Linked DNA regions of Homo sapiens: region 1 is linked to region 2. Evidence: chromatin contacts called from ENCODE Hi-C or POLR2A ChIA-PET data. All regions are on one chromosome and are shown on one strand. Each heading gives the region's core, a stretch centred on a gene start or an enhancer-like site at or near the end of the contact. The rest is flanking DNA. Distances are from core to core; before and after follow the strand shown.

The links. Hi-C counts contacts between places; a loop is a spot of excess contacts on that map. ChIA-PET counts read pairs that join two places held with the same protein, here RNA polymerase II (POLR2A). Pooled maps may share reads with other maps.
Region 1: a map of CD8-positive, alpha-beta T cell shows a loop between it and region 2 (14-fold over the local background). The contact joins the enhancer-like site here to the promoter of MSH3 in region 2. A Hi-C loop is called at or near these places in 1 of 168 maps with a recorded cell type or tissue (CD8-positive, alpha-beta T cell) and 6 of 50 pooled maps. POLR2A ChIA-PET finds 5 or more read pairs at or near these places in 2 of 52 experiments (WTC11 and activated B cell).

Annotation. Positions count from the first base shown.
Region 1 is chr5:81,846,857-81,851,798 of GRCh38, forward strand. No RefSeq gene overlaps it. Among named protein-coding and RNA genes, the nearest start is that of SSBP2, 98 kb to the left of the region's middle. Within about 2 kb of position 2,940, at least 4 of the 41 ENCODE cell types and tissues checked have a DNase peak (open chromatin) inside an H3K27ac peak, as active enhancers do.
Region 2 is chr5:80,651,527-80,656,404 of GRCh38, forward strand. It overlaps MSH3 (mutS homolog 3), which reads left to right and starts at 3,126. Exons shown (of 24, transcript NM_002439.5): 1 at 3,126-3,438. The coding sequence starts at 3,202. DHFR (dihydrofolate reductase) reads right to left here and starts at 3,457. Exons shown (of 6, transcript NM_000791.4): 1 at 2,878-3,457; 2 at 2,482-2,531. The coding sequence starts at 2,963. RefSeq lists silencers at 204-498, 424-718, 2,952-3,561 and an enhancer at 2,979-3,747.

The DNA of each region.
Region 1 (4,942 bases), core at 1,690-4,189, 1.2 Mb after region 2:
GTTGACGGCTGCTTGATATACTTAGAAATTTGGAGGGTCTCTGTGTACAGAGACATTTCTCTATAGCCTGGCACATGTCTTCTTGGAAAATGGATGGCAAGAAAACTTCCGGCTTTACCTGTTGGTTACGGAAAAAAAGAATATTTTATATTACTGTGATCTTTTGGGAGGCAGGCATCTTTAGTAAACCAAATGTTCTGTGTCACTGCTAGGGTCTGAAATTGCTGTTTGGCAACAAAAGCTCTCTCGGGTCAGGGAAGCAGTTGCTTTCCCCTAAATTTTTCTTTTAAAAAATCCTCTGCAGTTGACCTCATTGTTCACCATTCTGCAGATGAGAAAGGACTCAATTGTTTTCAGCTGAGAGTTCCACATAGCAATCACAATAATGCCAGAATCATACAAACCACTGAATTAAGGTGGCTCCCCAACCCGCTATCACCAGGCTGTTGACAGGCGAAGAGCTGAAGCCATCTTTGATATATATTTCCCATCCTCTCTTCCCTGGAATGTTATTAGGCACATTAGGTTCTAACTGGAGCACTAATCATTGAATCATTTATTATTCTGCACATGCCCCTTACTGGTAGTCAGTGAAACTCAGATGAGAATACCCCACCCAGGATTTGATTGTGATGACACATGGCAAGATGTCAAGCATCTCCAGAGGCCTTAGATGTTTGGCCTATTGCCATTTGAGAAATGGCCTCTGATTTTCATTTAGACTTCATGAGGATGTTGCAAAAAATTGTTCTTATAACTGGTGCTATCTGTAATTCTTAATGGTAGTCTTGGAAATGTGGTAGCATTGTACAGTTGGGCTTATAGTCTCTGAAGAATCTTTGCTGTCTCAGAAGAACTCAAGGAAACTGAATTTCCAGACCTGGCAAAGATCCATTTTTTAAAACTGCTTGTTTAGCCTTGTTGCCTTGAGTCAAATAAAGCAAGTTACTTTATGAAGCATGAACAATGGCAGAAACATATCATTAAAATGTTAATTTAATTTGACTTGTTGAGGTAAGAATTCAGACAGTTTGGTTTACCGAAAAGAGACTGGGATTAGTGGTACTGTTGTTGATCTGGAATGAATCTGGTCATGTGAATGAGAGTTCTAAGGCAAAGAGAATGGGTGTAGTTATGAAGACTTTCTACCTTTGCTGTAGGTTCAGGACTAAAGTATAAAATGTGCTTTCTTCAGTTGTTCATTTTGTACTTTTGACACACATTAAATCCACTTTTAAGAGGTAGGTAAATTTAATATGTATTTGGCTGATAAGTTTAAATTTGTGATCATATGTTTTTCATTTATTCCTCCCTTTTCCTCACTTCTCTGAACCAAAATGGGATGAAGGTCTCATTCTCAAATGCTGTGATCTTGTTTTGCAAATCACCAACGGGTCCATCGTATAAGTTAAAACTTTGCAGGCCCAGGTGTCACAAGAGTATTCTTTTCTATTTGCCAAGATAAAATCCCGACTTATGGCTTGGGACCATATTGTAAAATGTAAATAACATTTTAATGAGTACTATAGAGGAAGACTTTGCTGGGCCAGTTGCCCACCACTGAAGGGCTGGATTTAAGTGTACCTTGGGTTATAATGAAACTAGTTTGGTGGTCTTAGCCTCCCTAGTAGACATTTTCCCACATTAGAAAACCAGCACAGGATTTCATGCAATTCCGTACAAAGGACAATTGCAGTTCTGCTCAAAACCAGAACTGGAGTGTGGATGGGGTAACTAGAGGAGAAGCTAGAGGAGGAAGAACAACAGGGAGCCTTTCAATCCAAAGTTAAACTCCTGCCTAGATTTAGGAGGAAAAGGGAAGGGGAAAAATAATTGCATATGTATTTTTATTTCTGTCCACATTCTGTAATCTCAAATACCATCTGAAGATATCTTCTCCTTTCCATTTCCTGCACTGTCCATGTTCTTGACTCTGTGAGAATATGTATTTCAAAAACTTTGACTAAAAGCATTGTGTTAACCTCTCTATACTAGTAACTCCAGCTCCTGGAGCTGTAGGACTCAACACCCACATCTCAACTAGATTCCATAGAAATTGTATTCATGTGTTTCTTACCTCTCCTGATTCCAAATTCATCTTTTCTAACTAGCTGCATCTCACTTGTCCCTTAACCAAGGTGCCGTCCCAGTTCCCATAGGGGGCCCTTTGTAATGACAGGTACACACCTTCATCTCTTAGTTTTTGCACTAGTCTATATGGAAGTTAATGCCTAATCATATACATTTGATACTCTATTACTGTTCTAATTGACTGACTGAAAGTATAAGCCAACCTTTTAAAGCTAGAGGAAGAAAACCCCAAGCGTAAGATGCTACACTCCTGACCTCACTATACTTCAACGAAAGAGAATTATTCAGTCCTTTTTCTCTTTGGAAAAAGACTCTGGCTCTAAATCCCTTAATGATTCTACCTGATTTAAATCTGACTATAATCCTGCATGGTAAATTAAGATTCTGCACCTTTTCACCCTTGCTTTTGGAATAATGTGTCTAACCCAACACCTGCCTAAAGAGATCAGATCCTCTAAATGATCCAAAGCCATTCTGCTTGGGAATGGAAACCGTAGCATCAGCTCCAAGAGAAGCAAATGGTGCTAACTCCCTCTGACTCGGACAGTGCTTCCACTCATGGGGGCTTCATAAGTGGTTGCATTTAGAGACCCGCTCCCTGAAAAAAAGGATATCTGTTTCTTCCAATTGCATGTGGAGTTCCCTGAACAGTCATTACAGGTCTCTTCCAGCATCCCCTTCCCTTCAATGTCCCCCACCCCCATTCCCACTCCCAGTAAAATTAGACAAGCCTATATTCTACTTAGAGGAAGAAGGTATTGTCCCTGGGAGGTTCCCAGGTCCCCAGCCATTAGAAGAAATCTCCAGGTCTGTCTCAGCACAGTACTTCCCTGTAGCAGGATAATGTGCCCTTCCTGGAGCTGGGCCGACTTTGCCCTAAGGTTACATTTCTACACAAAGAAGCCTTTAAGGGTGCTGTTGCAGGCCTCCACACTGGAGGTTTATATCTGTCAATCTTAGAAAAAAAGGAGGCTGTAATAAAACTGCAGGAGCCAGCAGTGGGGGATTACAACTCCAGGATCAGAGGAGGTCTGCCTCACAGCCCCGCTAGATGCTGAGATTGGCCTCTCTGAGGATGGAGAACAATAAAGCGGAAGGAATTTAAGTCAATTGGCTGCTGGATTGCATTAGCAGGACTCAGAGAAGGGGCACTTGCTGAGGGTGGTGCCTGGATTCTTGGCCGCTGCCCTTGTGCCAACCAAGCTGGGAGATCCAGAGTCTGAGGGAATGAGAAAAGTTCACCCAAGTCCAACAAGTTGGGGAGGCCTGTGGCATGCAGACACCCAAATTGGAGACTGTGTGTGCTGCAGCCATTGCAGCTCCAAGTGTAATTTAGTTGATTTACAGTTAATATGAGCAAATATTAATTAAGGTTTCAGTGAGTGACCATGATAGGCAGAAAAACAGGAAATACATCAGAAGGTGTGCTGGAACACTTTGCAAAGAAAACAGGAGGAAAAGCAAAAGTAGTGGCCTCTGGGAGCTGGGCAAAGAGAGTATTGGGGGAGTCTGAAAGTGGACCTGCCTGGTGGAAGGCATGCAGGTGGGGGAGGTGGAGTAGAGAATAGAGAAGAGAATAGCTGAGACTAGAGAGGACATCACTGACACCTGCCCAGCAGCTCTGCAGCCTTGAATTTGGCAGTGTGGTCCTGATGCCTGCATGGAAGGCTTGTTGGACCCAGCTTGAGAGCTTCCTAAAATATCCTTGGGCCTGATGCAATATCACTTTGTGATGGCACTGCATTGCGATGTGGTGACAGGATAACCTGGTGGTGGAGAGGGAAGGCCTTTTATGTCTTCATATGATTTCATCTGAGAGAGGCCAAATGAGCCCGGCACTCCCAAAGGAGAATGGGTGGGTTGGAAGAGTGGTTAAGCTCTCTGATGTGGAAGGAATAGAGTTCCCGTCCACCCACCCCCACGACAGAGGGCTAGATGCCTGGGAGATGCTCAGTTAGGAGAGGGAAACTCTGGAGGACAATCCCAAGGGGCCTCTCAGCAGTTCACAGGGGCTCTAAAACGCTAAGGGGAGGAAGAGCAGTGTTAACATCAGCCTTCACCTGGAGAAGGCAGCACAAAGAACAGGGCAGCTTCCCCCTAGAATATGCCCTCTGAGTAAGGGAAAAGGAGTTGGATTGGGAAAGGAGAGACGACACAGGCCTAGTGTGGAGAAAGCCACCAGGAGCTCCAGCACTCTCCAAGGTTTGGCCTAGGTCATCTCCAAATAAAAACAGTTTGCCTAGCTCTAGGCAAGCCCTTGTTCTGCATAATGATTTGAATTTTGAAATGTGACTTAAACCTTGCAAAGGAATGCAACTCTTTTCTCCCTCCCCCAGGCCATTCTATCTTTCTTAGAGGGCCAGAGGTGGATCAGAGGGAGGAAGGTTTAAAATTTTAGCCCCTTTACCAAAACATGGAAAGTGTCAACCACTAAGTCTCCCGCCATCCCCGCCCCCAATGCTCAAAGTGTTCAAAACTAAAAGCTACAGCATCTTTTCAGCAAGTAATCAGCACAAGTTGAAAGGCACATGCTGTTGCATTTCTGATCAGATTGTATGTTAAGCAGGAAAATATACCCCCACCCCAACCCTTTTTGGCTAAATGCATGTCTGTTTAAAGAAGCCACCAGGCAGTGCCTCTCACTTTGTCTTGGCAGGGCACAACCATCAGACGAAGTGGGAGGAAGAAACATTAACTTCAACAGCTGTTTCTTGACCCCGGCTGTCAGTCTTCCCAAGAATAAATTTTGGAGAGTCCTATTTGAAACAAAGAGGGAGTTTTGGGGGAGAGAAAAGTTGGTTGGTTCCAGGGCGACCGCCCAAAGAAGCAGGGAACAAGATGTTTGCAGTTA
Region 2 (4,878 bases), core at 1,876-4,375:
GGATATGAAGCACCGCCAGGTCCTTTGAGTTTTAAGCTGTGGCTCGTAGTGTTCTGGCGAGCAGTTTTGTTAATTTAACTGTTGAAGTTTAGGGCTAAGCATAGTGGGGTATCTAATCCCAGTTTGGGTCTTAGCTATTGTGTGTTCAGATGCGTTAAAGCCACTTTCGTAGTTTATTTTGTATCAACTGGAGTTTTTTACAACTCAGGTGAATTTTAGCTTTATTGAGGGGAATTGATCTAAAACACTCTTTACGCCGGTTTCTATTGACTTGGGTTAATCGTGTGACCGCGGTGGCTGGCACGAACTTGACGAACCCTAGGGTTAGTATAGCTTAGTTAAACTTTCGTTTATTGCTAAAGGTTTATCACTGCTGTCTCCCGTGGGGGTGTGGCTAGGCTAAGCGTTTTGAGCTGCGTTGCTGCGTGCTTGATACTTGTTCCTTTTGATCGTGGTGATTTAGAGGGTGACTCACCGGGGCAGGGATGCTTGCATGTGTAATCTTACTAAGAGCTAATAGGCTACGACCAAACCTATTTGTTTATGGGGTGGTATGAGCCTGTCGAAACATTTTCAGTGTATTGCTTTGAGGAAGTAAGCTACATAAACCGTATGGGGTGTCTTTGGGGTTTGGTTGGTTCGGGGTATGGGGCTAGCAGCGGTGTATATGTTGAGTAAGGTGGGCAGGGAGTTGCATTGATGGGGTTAGTAGAATGTGAGTTGAGGGAGGATGATGTGTTAGTTGAGGGGTGACTGTTAAAAATGCATACCGCCAAAAGATGAAATTTGAAATCTGGTTAGGCTGATGTTAGGGCTCTTTGTTTTTGGGGTTTGGCAGAGATCTCCTTTAAAAAACTGAACTTAAAAGTCTTACCAAAATTCATACTTATCACTCATTACCTAAATCTAACTATTTTTCCCTTTGGCATTATCCAATTTATATCCAATATTTAGTTTTAATCATTTGCAATTGTGTATGACATAGTAAAGATTCTGGGGAGGCCAAGATGGGCAGATCACGAGGTCAGGAGATCGAGACCATCCTGGCTAACACGGTGAAACCCCGTCTCTACTAAAAATACAAAAAATTAGCCAGGTGTGGTGGCAGGCGTCTGTAGTCCCAGCTACTCAGGAGGCTGAGGCAGAAGAATGGTGTGAACCCGGGAGGCGGAGCTTGCAGTGAGCGGAGATCGCGCCACTGCACTCCAGCCTGGGCGACAGAGCAAGACTCCCTCTTAAAAAAAAAAAAAAAAAAGATTCTGAGTCAAAGTGCTCAAGTTGAATGCATTTTGTCACCCACAAGACAAAACGTGTTAACCCCTTGTGGTTTACTTTATCTATAAAATAGAGATAACAATAGTTCCTGCTTCTAGGGTTGTTGTGGGAATTAAAGACTTAGAATAATGTTCAGCCTCTAATCAGTGCTGTCACAACTGTCTGATACAATTGTATTATATTTGTGTACTTTGTAGATTGATATTAAATCATACTTTTAAAAATAGGTGCTTAATGTTCCACTCAATTACCTTAAAACATGTTTAATTATGTCTCTATCCTACTCTTATAACACTTCTATAAAAACTTTTTACATATAGCGTCCACTTTTGGTTCAGTTTCTTAGGAAAATAACTTTGAGAGTCAGCTATCTGAACCAAAGAAACATTAACATTACCAGACTATATTGGGATTTTTGAGACTGGCTTTTATCAATTCTTTAGCTACGGGCTCTTGTCATCATCTCTACCAGTGACCTAAGTGTCAAACCCAAATGCCTTGTATCTGTCCCATTAAAGAGATGCAGCATCTGCTCCTTTCTTACTGTTTCCATTTCCTCTGCCATGCCTCCTCTTACAACCATAAATATCCAGGTCTCTTAGGTTTTAAACGGGGCATCTCTCAACCCCCACATTCTTTTCCTTGGTTATTCCCTTCCCTCCAACAGTTCAATTCACCTAGATCCCCACGCCTGAAATTATCCTAGATGTCCTAGAGGCGCCTCATCATTACAATGGTACATTATTCTCCACTCCTTTACATGTCACGCCAGCTTTCAAACTGAAAATCTGAGCGTTCATCCCTGGTGCATCACCTTTAAATTCGAGATCTCCAAAATCCAGGGTCATGTAACCTTAAAAAATTTTTACCCTCTCTTCTCCACTGCCCTTGTTCAGGCCTTATCTCTTCCAGCAGCTGTTCCAAAGGCCTACTCTGTTTTCCTTTCGGAGTGCTCACCTCCACCGAAGCCTCCACCCAGCTGCCAATTCTGCCCCATGCCTGATAATTTGCTCGTGCGTTGACATACATAAAATTTCTAAGACAAAAATTTTTTAATAATGGTAAATGAACCTTGGGAACTGCATACAGATCATACAGATCCATAATAAGAGAAAAGGTCCCAGATTAACACGGAAAACTTTCCATTTAACTAACATTTGCACTGGTAAACTTCATCAAGCAAGACCCTACTTAATCCCACATTACCTTCTACTGAAGAGGTTGTGGTCATTCTCTGGAAATATCTGAATTCATTCCTACAAGTTAGAGAAACAGCGTTACTCGAAACATTATCCCTTGGGCTCGAGCTCTAAGGCACCTGACAAACGGAGCGCTGTGGGTAGGGGTGAGGTGTTTTCTCCAGGGCTGGGACTTTGCCCTGGGCGAGGGCGCCGCAGGGCAAAGACCTCACCGGGCAGCAGAATCCGGGCAGAAATCAGCAACTGGGCCTCCCGCGCAGCAGAAAAGGGGAATCCAGTCGGGCCCACCCTTCCTGCCAGCGCAGACCGCAAGTCTGGCCCCATCCTCTCGCCGGGAGTCGGCCACCCCGACCGTGGGCAGCCTGCGCCCGTTTGGGTCCCATCGCCCCGGCCCGGCAGATACCTGAGCGGTGGCCAGGGCAGGTCCCCGTTCTTGCCGATGCCCATGTTCTGGGACACAGCGACGATGCAGTTTAGCGAACCAACCATGACAGCAGCGGGAGGACCTCCGAGCCCGCTCGTTACAGCAGAACGCGCGGTCAAGTTTGGCGCGAAATTGTGGCCGCCCCGCCCCCCTCGTCCCCATTTGTGCAGGCGAGGCCCCGCCCCCCCGCCCCGGCGCACGCAGGGTCGCGGCGTGCTCGCGCCCGCAGACGCCTGGGAACTGCGGCCGCGGGCTCGCGCTCCTCGCCAGGCCCTGCCGCCGGGCTGCCATCCTTGCCCTGCCATGTCTCGCCGGAAGCCTGCGTCGGGCGGCCTCGCTGCCTCCAGCTCAGCCCCTGCGAGGCAAGCGGTTTTGAGCCGATTCTTCCAGTCTACGGGAAGCCTGAAATCCACCTCCTCCTCCACAGGTGCAGCCGACCAGGTGGACCCTGGCGCTGCAGCGGCTGCAGCGGCCGCAGCGGCCGCAGCGCCCCCAGCGCCCCCAGCTCCCGCCTTCCCGCCCCAGCTGCCGCCGCACATAGTAGGTTCTGTCTGGGACTGGGCAGGGCCATCGGGGCTGGGGGGGCGGGGCTTGTGGGTAAGGCGGGCGGAGGCGGGGACCCTCCGCCCGATGATAGGGCTGGAGGAGGAAGGGGCGGGCTGAAGAAGGGGAAGGTGGGAAGAGCCCAGCCGGGGCTACAAATTGGGTGAAGCGCTGAGGTTTTAGTACTTCCGTTTGAGGAGATAGGCAAAGGTTATGCAGGTTTTTAATGGCAGGCCTGAGACAGGAACTCAGGTCTCCTGACTCCCATTCTGATGAGGGGGCTTGTGGGCAAGGGGTGCGTCTTTTAACCTCCATCCTTTTTTTTTTTCCTTGGTGGTCGAAGAGTTTTACTGATTTTTTAAAAAAGTGCTGGATTGGGTGACTAGAAGAAAGCTGCCCTTAGGTCTCCAGTTTTTAAGACTGCAACAGCATGGCTCAATATTTGAAATCACTACGGTTAAAAGCAGTCATATTGTGCAGTTCCCCAGTGAACTCTTTTTGTAGTTTAGATTATAAAGTCTGAAATACAGTTTGGGTGGATAAAGTTTCTTAGGATGGTATAGATGTGACTAATCATGGAGTCCTTCCTGTTGCCATCCTTCAACGCAATAAGTACGTTTGTTTGTTTTTAAACCAGAGATACTGCCACAGGAAAAGCCCAAGGGTGACCCCTCACTTGGGTCACCTGCACAGTATTTTTCAGATTGAGGCTGTGGAAGGGCATTGAAGACTGGTGTTTAGCCACCTACCGTGTTTTAATGTAGGTGGCAGCTTGGGTGCTTCAAAATCTTGTTCCTTTCGTATATATTTCTCCCTTAAAATGATTACTCCTCTTCTGTTTTTTTTGAGGACGAGCTACGTTTTCATGAATTCACCAAAATTTTGCACCCACCATTTAAAGGGTAGCTGGTGAAGGACTTATGTATGCTTTTGGCAAGTTTTCTGCCAAGAAAAAATTCATAATCTTGTCACATCTTTAGTGATGAACATAAACCTTTTAAACAGGAAACACTTAAATTGCAGTGAACATGTCAAAAATGATACTGTTCTTTTATTACCTATCTTTTCCCCTCTGTGCCTTTGCTACATAACTGTTTATTTCTTAGAGGTATTTTATTTAGCATATGTAAGTAGGGTGATTCAAGTTTTATAATTAGAGAAAGCTGAAGGCTCATTGAATCAAGACCGGTAGCAGCCTTGGTTTCAATTAATTCTAAACACGGCTTGAGTTGCTGAGGCTCCTGACTATCAGACTCTACCTTGTCTTTTATGGTGTTAAAAACAGTTCACCCATAGGGTTTTCCAGAGCTAAAAGTAGAGGATTCTTTGAAGAGTGGATGGCAAGGAACCTTGTCATTCAGTTGTAAGGTTTAAATTGCTTCACATACGTCAGGCCTTCTCAGAGTAGAGATAACACATCATTTTCTAACCTTCCCG